2 separate regions of the Homo sapiens genome follow, and region 1 is linked to region 2. A link is an interaction called in ENCODE POLR2A ChIA-PET data of the cell type or tissue named here. Cell type or tissue: GM12878. All regions are shown on one strand. Links, peaks and the distances in the headings refer to the core of each region. The heading gives the core; the rest is flanking DNA.

The links. Peaks named below come from ENCODE experiments on the same cell type or tissue, not always from the same donor. Only the 100,000 strongest peaks of a DNase experiment are listed, where the experiment ranks them.
Region 1: POLR2A ChIA-PET joins it to region 2 with 9 read pairs; 1 of 35 experiments calls an interaction of 5 or more read pairs at or near these places.

What each region holds. Positions count from the first base shown.
Region 1 is chr1:236,156,356-236,164,171 of GRCh38, reverse strand. All of the region lies in intron 1 of GPR137B (G protein-coupled receptor 137B), which reads right to left. Among named protein-coding and RNA genes, the nearest start is that of GPR137B, 18 kb to the right of the region's middle. RefSeq lists enhancers at 3,847-3,896, 3,987-4,436, 4,537-4,586, 7,281-7,390, 7,591-7,650 and a silencer at 5,552-5,601. In GM12878, for the core only: no CTCF peak of the experiment used is centred there; DNase peaks (open chromatin) are centred at 3,591 and 4,051; H3K4me3 peaks cover 445 bases; H3K27ac peaks cover 2,500 bases.
Region 2 is chr1:234,727,360-234,735,175 of GRCh38, reverse strand. It overlaps LINC01132 (long intergenic non-protein coding RNA 1132), which reads right to left. Exons shown (of 3, transcript NR_038856.1): 3 at 3,533-6,828. Among named protein-coding and RNA genes, the nearest start is that of LINC01132, 7.2 kb to the right of the region's middle. RefSeq lists enhancers at 543-1,043, 4,737-4,806 and a silencer at 6,700-6,994. In GM12878, for the core only: a CTCF peak has its summit at 4,248; DNase peaks (open chromatin) are centred at 3,655, 4,075 and 4,782; H3K4me3 peaks cover 1,297 bases; H3K27ac peaks cover 2,303 bases.

The DNA.
Region 1 (7,816 bases), core at 2,648-5,147, 1.4 Mb before region 2:
GAGAAGCTGGGCCTGTCCCAGAGAAATACACAGGCAGACAGACATGTCAGTAATAAGCACCAGTGGTGTGAGGAGGTGTAGGAAGTGTGAGAGGTGTGGGGAGGCATGGGGAGGTGTGGAGAGGCATGGGGGCTGTGAGGAGGTGCTGAAAAGTGTGAGGAGGCATGGGAGGTGTGAGGAGGTATGAGAGGTGTTGAAAGCATGGGGAGGTGTGGGAGGTGGGAGGAGATGGGAGGAGATGTGAAAAGTGTGTCGAGGTATGGGAGGTGTGGGAAGTGTGAGGCAGTATGGGAGGTGTGAGGAAGTGTGAAAAGTGTGGAGGCATGGGAGGTATGAGGAGGTATATTAGTCTGTTTTCATGCTGCTGATGAAGACATATCTGAGACTGGGAAGAAAAAGAAGTTTAATTGGACTTACAGTTCCACATGGCTGGGGAAGCCTCAGAATCACAGTGGGTGGCGAAAGGCACTTCTTACATGGCAGCAGCAAGAGAAAAAAATGAGGAAGAAGCAAAAGCGGAAACCCCTGATAAACCCATCAGATCTCCTGAGACTTATTCACTATCACAAGAATAGTACAAGAAAGACCGGCCCCCGTGATTCAATTACTTCCTCCCAGGTCCCTCCCACAACACATGGGAATTCCGGGAGATACAATTCAAGTTGAGATTTGGAGGGGGACACAGCCAAACCATATCATTCCATCCCTGGCCCCTCCTAATCTCACGTCCTCACATTTCAAAACCAATCATGCCTTCCCAACAGTCCCCAAAAGTCTTAACTCATTTCAGCATTAACCCAAAAGTCCACAGTCCAAAGTTTCATCTGTGATAAGGCAAGTCCCTTCTGCCTATGAGCCTGTAAAATCGAAAGCAAGCTAGTTACTTCCTAGATACAATGGAGATACAGGCATTGGGTAAATACAGCCGTTCCAAGTGGGAGAAAGTGGCCAAAACAAAGTGGTTACAGGGCCCATGCAAGTCTGAAATCCAGCAGGTCAGTCAAAGTTTAAAGCTCCAATATGATCTCCTTTGACTCCAAGTCTCACATCCAGGTCACAGTGATGCAAGAGGTGGGTTCCCATGGTCTTGGGCAGCTCCACCCCTGTGGCTTTGCAGGGTACAGCCTCTCTCCCGGCTGCTTTCACGGGCTGGTGTTGAGTGTCTGTGGCTTTTCCAGGAGCGCAGTGCAAGCTGTCGGTGGATATACCATTCTGAGGTCTGGAGGACAGTGGCCCTCTTCTCACAGCTCCGCTAGACAGTGCCCCAGTAGGGACTCTGTGTGGGGGCTCCGACCCCACATTTCCCTTCTGCACTGCCCTAGCAGAGCTTCTCCATGAGGGCCCCACCCCCACAGCAAACTTTTGCCTGGGCATCCAGGCATTTCCATACATCTTCTGGAATCTAGGCGGAGGTTCCCAAACCTCAGACCTTGACTTCTGTGCACCTGCAGGCTCAATAACACATGGAAGCTGCCAAGGCTTGGGGCTTCCACCCTCTGAAGCCACAGCCCGAGCTCTACGTTGGCCCCTTTCAGCCATGGCTGGAGCAGCTGGGACACAGGGCACGAAGTCCCTAGGCTGCACACAGCATGGGGACCCTGGGCCCAGCCCACAAAAGGGACTTAAGGCTTATGATGGGAAGGGCTGCCATGAAGGTCTCTGACATGGCCTGGGGACATTTTCCCCATGGACTTGGGGATTAACGTTAGGCTCTTTGCTACTTATACACATTTCTGTAGCGTGCTTGAATTTCTTCCCAGAAAATGGGTTTTTCCTTTCTATTGTATAGTCAGGCTGCAAATTTTCTGAATTTTTATGTTCTGTTTCCCTTTTAAAACTGAATGCCTTTAAGAGTACTGAAGTCACCTCTAAATGCTTTGCTGCTCAGAAATTTCTTCTGCCAGATACCCTAAATCATCTCTCTGAAGTTCAGTGTTCCACAAATCTCTAGGGCAAGGGTAAAATGCCACCAATCTCTTTGCTAAAACATAACCAGAGTCACCTTTGCTCCAGTTCCCAAAAAGTTCCTCATCTCTATCTGAGACCACCTCAGCCTGGATTTTATTGACCATATCACTATCAGCATTTTGGGCAAAGCCATTCAATAAGTCTCTAGAAAGTTCCAAACTTTCCCACATTTTCCTGTCTTCTTCTGAGCCCTCCAACTGTTGTAATCTCTGTCTGTTACCCAGTTCCAAAGTTGCTTCACATTTTTGGGTATCTTTTCAGCAACACCCCACTCCTGGTACTAATTTACTGTATTAGTCCATTTTCACACTGCTGATAAAGACATACCCGAGACTAGGAAGAAAAAGAGGTTTAATTGGACTTAACAATTCCACATGGCTGGGGAGGCCTCAGAGTCATGGCAGGAGGCAAAAGGCATTTCTTACATGGCGGCGGCAAGAGAAAAAAAATGAGGAGGAAGCAAAAGCAGAAACCCCTGATAAACCCATCAGATCTTGTGAGACTTATTCACCATCACAAGAATAGCATGGGAAAGACCAGCCCCCATGATTCAATTACCTCCCTGTGGGTCCCTCCCACAACACTTGGAAATTCTGGGAGATACAATTCAAGTTGAGATTTGCATGGGGATGCAGCCAAACCATAACAGGAGGTGTGAAAAGCGTGTGGAGATGTGGGAGGCGTGAGAAGGTGTGAGTGGGAGGCGTGAGGAGGTGTGAAGTGTGTGTGGAGGTGTGAGGAGATGTGATGTGTGGAGGTGTGAAAAGTGCATGGAGGCGTGGGAAGCATGAGGAGGTGTGAACCTGCATGTGGACTTAGGAGCAGTGAGGGAGGGGGTGAGGAGAGAAGGTGCTGCAGGAGCCCGGAGCTGGGGAGGGCAGCAGAAGGTCGGGCTGGGGTGTGGACCAGCCAGGAAGAGGCCGCTGTCCAGGGTAAGGGTGCGGAGAGCTTCGGGGGAGCATTGGCACAGCTGAAATGCAGACCTGTGCTGTGAGAGAGGTCCCTGGGATACAGAGCAGAGCAAAGGCTGCAGACCATGGGTTGACAGAGAAGGTGAAAATGAAGGCAAATCAGAGGCCCAACACAGATTCATGATGCCTGGGCCTGGAGGGCGTGGCGGGGAATTGGAGGGTGACCACTAAGAGGCACGGGGTTCCTTCTGGGATGGAAAAGGTCTACAGTGGACTGTGGGGTCACTGCGCAACTCTGAATGTGGTACACTTCGAGATGGGGACAGCACAGAAAATGTGAATTATACCTCAATAAAGCTGTTATTTAAAAAAAAACAAAAAGACAAAAAAAAAACTAAGAGTAGGGAGGAGGTCAAAGAGCAGTCCCCTCAGTGGTCAAGGCCTCAAAGACTGCAGGGGAGAGAGGCCCCGGGCAGGAGACAGTCAGGGTGTCCAGTGCGGCTGACAGGCTGGACCACTTCACCTTAAGCTGCCACAGGGCCTGGCCAAGGGCAGGCTCGACTGACGGGGAGGCTGGAGGGGGAACAGGCAGACCCTGGATGGCAGCAGGAGGAAGTGGGAGCAGTGAGTCAATTCAAGAGCATAAACTGCTTTCCAAAAGCGCATGTTTGTGAAATGCAAGAAAGAGGTTATTCAGGGGGTCCAGACCTTGTTTTTAAGATGGGGAGACCTGAGCATGCTTGTGGACAGACAGAAGGAGCCTGGGTCCCGAGAAGGGCAGACAGGGAGAGGCAGGAGGCAGGGAAGGGTGGAGGGCTGAGAAACTGAGGCAGCAAGGAGGGGTCTGAGGGAACATGGCAGGGACAGCCATGGGAGTGCCATCTGCCTAATGACAGGGACCCCGGGGAAGTGAGGTTGGGTTGGAGAGTCCCAGCTGCTTCTTGGGGAACCCGATCAGGAACTGAATGGTGGTAAATGAGCCCCACTTCCTTTCCCTCCCCTTCCTTGGGCTCCACACAGCCTATGAAAACACCGGGGTTTTTCAGGGCTTCCCCCGTTGTGGCAAGAAGGATGGGAGGACAGGGGAGGGGAGCAGAATCAGGCCTGAAGGAGAAAGAAGAAATTGCAGCAACTTTGATCAGAAACCCTGAAGTTTGTCATCTGGTGAAAATAAAGCATTTCTCCCTAATGGCAAATTCCTTTCGGTTTTAGCATCGTTTCTTCTGCTTTTGAAAGTCCCACCTAGAACCTCAGAACCTAGAATAGATCTGGGGATGACGCTGTGGGTGATGCTGGCTTTTTGACTTGTTGAAGGCTGAGCCACGGCTGGGAGATGTCCCCAGCTGGCCGCTGTCAGGCGCTGGGGAATGTTCGAGAGCCCTCATGGGCTTTCCGCACCACCCGCTCCCACAGTGGGCCAAGGCCTCCTCATCCCGGACCTGTGGGCGACTTGTGCCCCCTTGGTAACCCAGGCCTTCACCCCATCCTTTCGGATGACACAGGAAGGCCTAGAGCTCTGCATGTGACGTACTTGTTTCGACAGAAGCATAAAGGCCTTTGAGCAGCTGCTGGACTCTGCCCCCTGCCCTCATAAATCAGTCTGTTCACGCGTCACTGATTTGTTCCCACCCTTTGAACTCCCGCTTGCCTATTTTTTTTCTTTTCTTTTTTTTTTTCCTGCAACCTCTGCCTCCCAGGTTCAAGTGATTCTCCTGCCTCAGCCTCCCGAGTAGCTGGGATTACAAGCACCCGCCACCATGCCTGGCTCATTTTTGTATTTCTACAAATACAAAAAGAGACGGGGTTTCACAATGTTGATCAGGCTGGTCTTGAACTCCTGATCTCGTGATCCGCCTGCCTCGGCCTCCCAAAGTGCTGGGATTACAGGCATGAGCCACCCCGCCAAGCCTATTTTTTCAACTACTAACTCAAGTTGACATTTGCTGTCTTACAATCTTTCTGTTTGTTTGTTTGTTTTTAAGAGGCGGGGTCTTGCTGTCACCCAGGCTGGAGTGCAGTGGTGCCATCATAGCTCATTGCAGCCTCCATCTTCCTGGGCTCCAGGAATCCTCCTGCCTTAACTTCCTGAGTAGCTGAGACTATGTACAGGTGCAGCCCAAATGCCTGGCTAATTTGTCTTATTTTTTAGAGATGATGTCTCCCTACATTGCCCAGGCTGGTCTTGAACTCCTAGACTCAAGTGATCCTCCCATCTCGGCCTCCTGAGTAGCTGGGTTACAATCATTTTTACTAATGTCTTAGTGGTGTTTCTGGCAGAAATGTCCCCTGCTATTCTTTGTGGGTATGACAGTGTCTCCTGTGCAGTCAGCAGAACTCAACAGAAGTCACCTCTGATGTCCCTGGAGGCAGTGTCTCTGATGTACCAACAAAGCACTATGCTTCCAACCTGCGCTTGATTCAGAATCTCTGCAGCCATTTTACTTTATAAATCCTCTCCCCTAAGCCAGGACCCACATCTGGACACCCTAGTGTCTCCACTTCTGTGCCACCACTCTCTGGACACTTCATAATCCCCCTATCCTTAAAAGGGGGTGCATCCTGATCCTAGCTGCCTGTGGGCTGAGACTCCTGAGGAGACCCTCGCAGTAACTGAGGGGGACTGAAACTCTTAGTGCACCAAGCACAGACTCCTGACTAAAGAAACCAGTCTCTATCACACACGCTGGTTCAAAACGTATGTATGCAAATTCATCTGAAAATGTTACAAATGCATGGCAGGTTGAAACTTTATATTATAAAATAATTTATGTATATACAAAGAAATAACAGCAAATACTCATGCACCCAGCACTCCATCCTTAATACTTTGCCACGTTTGCTCCAGCTATGTTTTGTTTGTTTGTTTCTGAGACAGAGTTTCACTTTTGTTGCCTAGGCTGGAGCGCAGTGGTGCCATCTCGGCTCACTGCAACCTTGTCTCCCGGGTTCAAGCGATTCTCGTGCCTCAGCCTCCCGAGTAGCTGGGATTATAGGCACGTGCAACCACACCCGGCAAATCTTTGTATTTTTAGTAGAGACAGGGGTTTCACCATTTTGGCCAGGTTGGTCTTGAACTCCTGACCTCAGGTGATCCACCCACCTCAGCCTCTCAAAGTGTTGGGATTACAGGCATAAGCCACCATGCCCAGCCCCAGCTGTGGTTTAATAAATAAAAATGACACAGCTGGAGCTCCCAGCCTGCCCCCTCCTGGTGCCATTTGCTCCCAGGAAAGTAATCACTATCCTGAATTTGGTGTTTTTATGGCTAGGCAGGCTTTCACTAGGTAAATCTGGATTCGTGAAAGATACAGAGTACCGTCCAGTATGGTTTTGCACTTTATATGAATGCATTAATACCTTCCATAACCTTCTGCAGTTTGTTTATTCCCTCATGACTATGTGTTTGGAAGGTATCTATGTTGATACACACAGTTCTAGCTCATGCATCTTCACTAAGGCACAGTGCAGTTGGCCCCTGGGCAGCATGGGTTTGAACTGCATGGGCGCATCTATACATGGATTTTTTTCAACTGAATGGGAATCAAAACTACGATGTTCTCAGGACGTAAAACCTGAATATAAGGAGGACCAACTCTTTGTACATGCAGGTTCTACAGGGATGTGAGTATGTGGGGCTCTGAGCATACTTGGGGGTCCTGGAACCAGTCCCCCACATATACTGACAGACGACGCTACTCCTATATAACAGGCCACAACCGGTAGCCCTCTCTGACAGAGGGACACAGAAGGATGGCTAAGTGTGTGGAATCGGGCCGGGCACAGTGGCTCACGCCTGTAATCCCAGCACTTTGGGAGGTGGGGGAGGCGGATCATGAGGTCAGGAGATCAAGACCATCCTGGCTAACACGGTGAAACCCTGTCTCTACTAAAAATACAAAAAATTAGCCGGGCGTGGTGGCGGGCGCCTGTAGTCCCAGCCACTGGGGAGACTGAGGCAGGAGAATGGCGTGAACCAGGAGGCGGAGCTTGCAGTGAGCAGAGATCGCGCCACTGCACTCCAGCCTGGGCGACTGAGCGGGACTCCGTCTCAAAAAAAAAAAAAAAAGTGTGGAATCTGGAGCTGGCTTACCTGGGGTTGAATCCTGGCTCTACCAATTATCAGCTGTGTGGCCTTGGAAAAGTCACCTGCCTGCTCTGTGCCTCAAGTACCTCACCTGTAAAATGAGACTAATAACACCAGCCACCAGGTTTTCCTAAGCATTTGGTGAATTAATAGACATGTAGAGCACCTGGACAAATGCCTGCCGCCTAGTAAGTACCACGTGGGTGGCTGCAACCCCTGCTGTTGGTATTATTAGTCCTCATCTATGTTCGCAAACCATGATTCTAAACGCACAGCTACTAAACTGTGACCACAGATGCTATCCTAACCATAAAAGGAACTTTCATACTGAAAAAGGTTAAGAACCACTGACGCATTCGATATTTGCTCTCCTGGTCCCTCTGCGCTACCCACTTCCTGATATATTGGGGAAATTATGCAAACCCCAGGGCCCTGGTCTCCCCAGGCAACAGTCATTAGTCAGCTGCTTCAGTCTGTTCCCACATGCTGAGCATCCTCACTCAGCAGAGCAGGGTGACAAGACAGTCGGTCCCCGAAATCCAGACACCGGAGTTCTCCTTTCTGCAGGGTTCCCGGAAGACACACAAGGCGGCTCTGCGGCGGGGAGGGGATCTGCATTTGAGGCTCAGTCTCCAAGACAGTGCGAGCAAGGGCGGGGCCTCTATGCCTGCGTTAGGATGTTCTTTTCTTCCAAACGTCAGCTGTGGGCTATAGGTCCAGGGACTCAGGACCTGGATAACCACCACCACAGCCCCACTCATAGTCCTGTGTCCGTGGCAGTGAAGGTAACTGGCCAGAAAAGGCAAGCAAGCACGCTGTCCATGCCATAAAGTTCTGGGAGGCGGTGGCCTGA
Region 2 (7,816 bases), core at 2,296-4,795:
GCCACGTGGGAGGGTCCTTGCTCCAAGTTCTGTCCCTGGAGCCTCTATGCTGAGGGAGATGAAAGGAAGAGCCAGGAGATGGAGCCAAAGGTCACAAGCCAGGAAGCAGCCGCGTGGTCTGCACGTAGAGATGGGTGGGCGGGAGCAGGTGAGACCGGGAGTGGGAAGAACTGAGAGTCAGGAAGCCTAGAAGTCACCATGTGGCCCAGACTGGAGCGAGGCCAGGGAAGCTTCTGGTAAGATGTGTCTTTTCTGGGAGGTCCAGAAGGCCAGCAGGTGGCCATTTAAGGACAGATGCAACTGAGGGGTGTGCCAGGATTGACGGGGCCCATCCTTGAAGATAATGTGGGGTAAGCAGAATGAAGCTGTTTTGTTGATTTTCTGACCACTGCCCACGACTGGCCTCCTGTCCTGAGCTGCCCCTCACCCCTCCCCGAACCACTGGTCTTCCGCCAGCACCCGACAGCCTTGTCTCGATCCAGCAGCTGGAATGATCTCTTTGAAACCTGAAGCGGATGTTGTCCTGGTTCACAAACTTCCAAGGGCTCCTGTTGCTCAGCCTGAAAGCTGCAGTCCTCCCCATGGCCTCCGAGTCCTCCCCTGGGCAACCCGGACCTGGTCACCCCCCATTCCCATGTCATCCACTGCCACTCACCACCCACTCGCTCTCCCCTCCAGCCAAGTGCCCCGCCCCCGCAGGCTCAGACACCCCAGAGCTGTCCCACTCAGAGTTGGCCGATCCTTGTGCCTACGATTCTCATCCCTGGAGATCCATGTGGCTCGCTCCCTCGCCTCCAGAAGTCTCTGTTCAGCCGTCACCTTTGCCAAGAAGCCCACCCTTCACATGGCTTAGAGCTGTGCCCTTCCTCACCCCACCTCTCTCCATCCACTCTACTCCATTTCATTTAAAAAGCACTTGTCACCTTCTAACAAACTCATTTAATTTTTAAAAATCTAATACACGTTTGGCCTGGTGCAGTGGCTCACGCCTATAATCCTAGCACTTTGGGAGGCTGAGGCAGGCGGATCACCTGAGGTGAGGAGTTCGAGATCAGCCTGGTCAACATGGTGAAACCGTGTCTCTACTAAAAATACAAAAAATTAGCCGGGCATGGTGGTGTGCGCCTGTAATCCCAGCTACTTGGGAGGCTGAGGCAGGAGAATCACTTGAACCTGGGAGGCAGAGGTTGCAGTGAGCCAAGACCACGCCACTGCACTCCAGCCTGAGTGACAGAGCGAGACTCCGTCTCGAAAAAATATATAAAATAAAATAAAATTAAAAACAATAAAAAAAAACCTTTGTCTGTCTTCCTTCCCAGAATATAAGCTCCATAGGGCAGTGACTTCATTTTATTCACTGATATACTCCAAGTGCCTAGAACCGTAACTTGGCACATAAGAGGCAGTCAATAAACCTTTGATGAATGAGTGGGTATTATATTATTACAACTACTATGACTACAGCCACTGCCACCACTACTAACGGGCTTGGTCACCCAGGCTGGAGTATAGTGGTGCAATCATAGCTTACCATAACCTTGAACTCCTGGCGTCGTGCGAGCTTCCTGTCTTAGCCTCCCAAAGTGCTGGGATTACAGGCATGTAATCCTGTAGTCCAGTGTCCACTGCGCCCAACTCCTGAAGACCATTTTGATGACCTGCTATGTACCAGGCTCTGTGGTGGGGGATTTAACATGAGTTTCAAGCACAACTCTGTGATGCAATCCTTGCCACATTTGACACATGAGGAAACTGAGGCTCAGGGGCGTTCAGCCACTTAACCAGAATGTCTGAGTTAGAAAGTGGCTAAGACAGGACTTGAACCCAGGTCTGCCCAAATTCAGGGCCTGTGGTCTTTCCAGTCCAGCGTCTCTGCCTCCAGTTGGATGTGGGCAGGCTCTGTGGTAGAAGTGTCCTTCAGGGATGGCATGGGGGGAGGCACTGCCTGGGTCCACCGATGGGGCTCCCCGGTGAACTGCACACCAGGGGTGTTGCTGAGGCAGGTGACCAGCATCCCTTGCGGCAGTGATGGTCGGCGGAGCCCACTGTCGGAACCCTCGCCCTCCCCAGGACCAAGAATGCTCCTCCTCACCATCTCCCTGCCTGCCCTGGACTCCGCTGAGAACACCTTCTCCACATAACAATCAAAGGATCTCTAAAAATTGGTAACCAAACCCATCACAGCTCTTTGAGCCCTCTAGCCGTCACCCATCCTGCTCTGAAAAGCCACTGAAAGTCTTTCCCATACGCATGAGGTCCTCTAGGCTCTGGCCCTGCCTGCTCCCGTCTTTGTCTGCTTTGCTCCCGGCTCTCCGCCCTCGCCCACCCTTTTGGCTCCTCACACAAGCTAGGCTCATTCCTGCCCTGTGGCCTTGGACCAGCTGCTCCCTCCTCCTGGAATGCCACTCCCCAGGTCTCACAGAGATGGCTTCTCTTAAGCTTGAAGATCACCTCTGCAGAGAGACCTCGGCTGACTGCCCAGGTGCCCTCTCCTGTCCTGTCTTTTTCGTTAGAGACAGTCTCACTCTGTCGCCCAGGCCGGAGTGCAGTGGTGCGATCATAGCTTCTGCAGCCTCGAACTCCTAGATTCAAGCGATTGTCCTGCCTCGGCCTCCTGAGTAGCTGGGACTACAAGCGCATGCTGCCATGCTCTGCTCATTTTTTAAACTTTTTTGTAGACATGGGGTCTCACTATATTGCCCAGGCTGGTCTTGAACTCCTGGTCTCAAGTGATCCTCCCTCCTCGGCCCCCCAAAGCTCTGGCATTACAGGCGTAAGCCACCATGCCCAGCCTCTCCTATTCTCTTCTGATTCTCTACAGAGCAGTTCTCACCATGCACTATTTCCTAGTTGACTTAGGTGGTTATTCATTTGGTTCTTGGATTCTACCCACTAGACTGTGAGCTCCCTGGGAGCAGGTACTTTGTCCATGTTCATGGCTGTCTTCATGCCTGGAGAGGGCCAGGTAGAGGGTGGGTGCTGATTAACACCTCTCCAGAGAGCCGGTGACTCCTGGTTTGAGGCAGAGATGGACCATGTGGGCACAAGGGAGAGTTAGATTCTGCAGGGAGGTTATCCTTGGTGGCCTGGAGCAGAAACAGCACCACATTGGCCAGGTCCTGGGAAGGATCTGAGTGCACAACCAAAGAAGTCTGCTTTCTACCAGGAGACCCGGAGATGCCAGAGAAAGCCCGAGGGGGCCAGAACCAGAAAGATTTGGGAACATGGCAGTCGGGACTAGCCAGGGTGGGGATGCTGGCATGTGAGCGACTGGGCCGCAGCCATCAGCCTCCTGTGCGTGGCTGTGTGTGCTGGTGGCTCAGGTCCACATCCCAGCAACTTCCTGTTCCAATGCCCTCACACACATACACCCTCCGCCACCTCAGGAAGCACCAACAGAATGCTTCTCCATTTAAAATTCAAACTTACTGTCTACGTCGCTGTTTTTTTTCTAACTTTGTGAGTGTTTTTCCTAATTACCAGTTGGGTTTTAATGAATCTAATGAATCATGTAGATATAAACACAGCATATACAAATACACCAGTTCTTGCATTTATTCACAAGTGAATATGCGAGAAAGAATGATTGTTGGATTCTCATTATTTGTCATCAGTTGAGGCCGTGGGCCTGGGTCATTGTAAAAGTATGACTCAGTACCAGGGAAACACTGTACTAGCTTTGACTAGTCTCTCTTGTTCTTTTTAGGGTTTTTTTTTTTTTTTTCTGCTCCTGCTGGCACTACTGCATTCCCCTTTGATGGTGAAAGAATGAGATCAATGAAGGTACCAGAGAATTTATCTGGCAGGATCTTCTCATCTTCCTCTTTACCAGTTGTCAGAACTTGATCTGATTTGCAAACCTGGAGGATGGACAGGTGTCTTGTTTGTTTCTGGTGGTTCCTTTTGTTTTATCTTCATGTTTCTGGTGGTTGGGTTTTGAACGTCAGCCTGTGGAAAGAATGCATCCTTCCTTGACTGAGATGAGAGCGCTTTGAAAATTGTAAAGCGCGCACATTGTCAGTAGTTTTGTTGTTGTTGTTATTGGTTCCTTCCTCCAGACAGGGGCCTGGTTCCTGCTCTATTCCATCTTCTCTGCATTATAAGATCCTGAGCTTTAGACCATCCACCCCAGGGTCTGTGCATCTGTAGGAGAAGTGAATCTGTGGCTTCCCCTGCCCATGCTGGGAAGCCCCTGAGCTCCCTGAGGTTGCAGGTGCTCTGGGGCCTGCAATTTGGTGAGCCTGTGCCATAAGCCGCCCCTGGAGGGAGCAGAGGCAGAAACACTTCAGTTTATCTCCAATGCACAAAGTCCTTATCTCAGAAGCCACAACTCCCTGGCCAGGATGGGATCCAGGTTCCTGGACTGTCACTTAGCTAATCCACAATTGTCCAGAAGTAGCCTCCAAGATGTCCTGAAATGTAGCTTGAGCTGGCTCTGTAGGAGCTGGTGCAGCATGGAGGTCCCTCCTCCCCTCTTCCCAACCCCACTGCTGCCTTGGAGAGGCTGACTCTTAGGTGGAGCAGAGTCTGTCCTGGGCCAGGCAGAACACAGTTGCTGCAACCTGATGTGCAGGTGTTGCAATAAATGTCTCTGGGGTCACTGCAGACAAGGACCGACTGTATACCTGGTGGGTCTCAGCAGGAAATCCCTCCTGGAGACTAGGCACTCTTCCCCTTCATCAATTGTCATATTTACAAATCAGAATGATTCCAGAGTGTCAAGACCTGCTGTCTCCATCTCTTGTCTTGACCCCACTAACTAGATTGTGACCTCTCTAACATCACTTCCCCTTTGCTGTGGCTTCATATAGAGTTAACGGGCAATAAACATGCATGAAGTGGACACAAATCTCTGCAGCAGAAACCAGCCTGTGACTTTCTTTGGAGCCACGTCACCTGCCTAAACTAAATTCCAGCAGACACAACACAGACACTCAGGGGATCTGTGGCTTAAGGAACAGGGGCTGGGGCCTGGCATTAGCCAGATGCAGCGGCAGGGTGTGTATTTTCCAGCGTGCTCATCCTAATCCACCGAAGGGTGTTCCTGGGGCACGCAGGGGATGCCACGTAGACTTCAATAGACGGCTTTTATTCTTATGCTTGATACTTCCTGCAGTTTTATGTTATCTCGTGCAGTTATAAGGAGATGGAGATAATATGCATGTTTGCCTTCTTCTGATTATGTACAGTGTCATTTCGCCAAAAATCTACACCAGCCACAAGGATACATTTTGGCTGAATATTACAGACTTTTCTCATTATCTTAAAAAAACAAAAAACAGAAAAACCTAACTAACTTCTCTACTGTTATCGCACATAAAGTGATGTAAATGTGTGTGCCATTGCAATAAAGTCACAGTGAGCAGAATTAAACGCTGCAGGTTTGGGCCATGACTAAGCAGCATGACTGAATGGGGCATTTTCTGGTCTGCTTGCAGGCCCTTTCTTCGCTGGGATGGTGGATGGCTCGGTGAGACATCAGAGAGCAACTGCTCAGGTGGGTCTGCGTGGCCCTGAGACTGTTCACATTTTCAGCCATCTTTAAGGCTCAGCTTGCTTCTTGAGAGGCAGGAATTGGGAGCCCGCTGCGAGGACTTCCCTGAGTTCAGACTGCGCAGCTCAACTCATGCCTTTCAGGGGCTCATCCATTCTGCTGATGAAGAATAGATGTTTGGCACTTCCAACAAGGCCGTGTGTCTTGCCTGGTTCTACGAAGACACTGGGGGAGATGTCCTAAAATGCAGCCCCTGTTCTCAAAGAGCTCACTGGGTGAAAAGCTTGACATAGGGAGGCAACACATGAGCCTTAAGTCACTTAAGTCACGCTTGAGCATATCTCTGCAAATCTGTGGAAGAGATGGATCAACTAAGCCCTCAGTCCAGTAGTGCAGATGTGGAGAGGGCAGCCATGCTCTGGTAGAGTTCCTGAGTGCTTCCTGTTTTGGAATGCGGTGGCGTCTGGCCTCCTCACTGTTTGTTCAGCATGCATTACCATGCATTACCATGGGTGATTAGTAATTTAAAATTTTTATCTCCTGTAGCTCTCACACTTGACGGTGGAATCATCAAATGCTTTAGCGATGCCATCGGCCAAAATGGGGAAATCGAGGCAATCAGAGACGTACGTGACTTGTTCAACATCTCCAGGCTCCCCATTCATCCAGCGGCTTGAGAAGCCAGCCTTTGGCTAGCAGGAAGAATAGACAGGCCCTGGCACCACATCAGTGGCCCCGACACCTCAGGGAAGTCCATTCAGTGAGGCCTTCATTTGGGTCTCTAGACCTCACGCCCCCCCCGCCCCCGTGCAGGCAGGTGAGGGTCTTGTCCCAGGATTATCACGAACAGGCAGGTGAAAGCACTGGGTGACATGAGCACAGATTTATGCACCAGGACTCACTCTGTGGCAAGAAAGAACACTGCTGCTCTTAGCAATACATACAGAAGGACCAGGAAGCAACCTAAGAATCAGTGCCTGGCTTGCGGTCACAGGAGATACTTCTACTGCCATTCTGGCTTGGGCTTCTTTGGAGAAGGAGCCAAGGCCTGCAAGGGTTTTAAGTGGCCCCTGCAGGTTCACTCTGACCCACCTCAGAGACGCCCCCACAACACCCAGCGCCCTGCAGGAGGAATCTAGAGACTTAGGGTCTAGGCTCAACATTGCCACTCATTAGCTCTATGGTCTTGGCCATGTCAACCTAAGTTGAATGGCGGCCACAGCCCTGTGGCCTTCCAGGATGTCATGAGGTATCCACATGGCCTTACACACATGGGTGGCAGAGCTCTTCCTCTCTGTCTTGCAGTGGGAGGCCTTGTTGCAATGGGAAACAAGCTGTAGAGATAAAAACAATGAACCTGTTGACTAATCCTAGAAACGTCCAGATGGAATACATTTTTTTTTTTTTTGAGACAGAGTCTCACTCTGTCGCCAGGACAGTGGCGCGATCTCGGCTCACCGCAACCTCTGACTCCCTGGTTCAAGCGATTATCCTGCCTCAGCCTCCCGAGTAGCTGGGATTACAGGCACGCGCCACCACGCCCAGCTAATTTTTGTATTTTTAGTAGAGACGGGGTTTCACCGTGTTGGCCAGGCTGGTCTCAATCTCCTGACCTGGTGATCTGCCCTTCTCGGCCTCCCAAAGTGCTGGTATTACAGCTGTGAGCCACTGTGCCCGGCCAGAATACATTTAAATCAGACTATCCAAAGACCCACTGATGTGTGCAGCCGCTGATCTACCTTGTACCAGGAAGATGCAAGATACAGCATGTCATATCACAAACATTCAAACATTAGCCAGGCTCCCAAGTCTCTTAAAAATCCTCACAACCAGTTTCCTCGGTGACAGTTTTTCAGATCACCTCTCTTAGAAACAGCTGGAGAGTAGATTAGGGCCCAGCTGATTTTGCAGGCTCCTAAATACTTATTTGGGTCCTCATATGGCAAGAGCTTCCCATCTCCTGCAGCAATCGTCAAACTCTCCAAACCCCTCTGGGTGGAGCTATAAAGACCCTCTTCATGCAAACAGCCTGTCCTGAACCCCAGCAGCCCTGGGAGTCCAAGGACACTGAAGGAGACTGCGATGAGATGGCTGTGCAGATGGGAGGGCGGGGGCCTGGGAACAGCAGTGCCTTACGGCGTTCTCCTTATACCCCCTGTGGTTCAGGCTTGAGCTCCAGGAAATAAAGAAGAATGCTTATGTCCATTAAGGCAGCAGCAGTGGCGTGGAGGCCCTGCATCTGAAGTTAGTGTTCTCTGATGGTGATCAGCCCTTGTATCTTTCACCAATAAGAAAACAGGGCTCTGGACGCCATGAAATCCC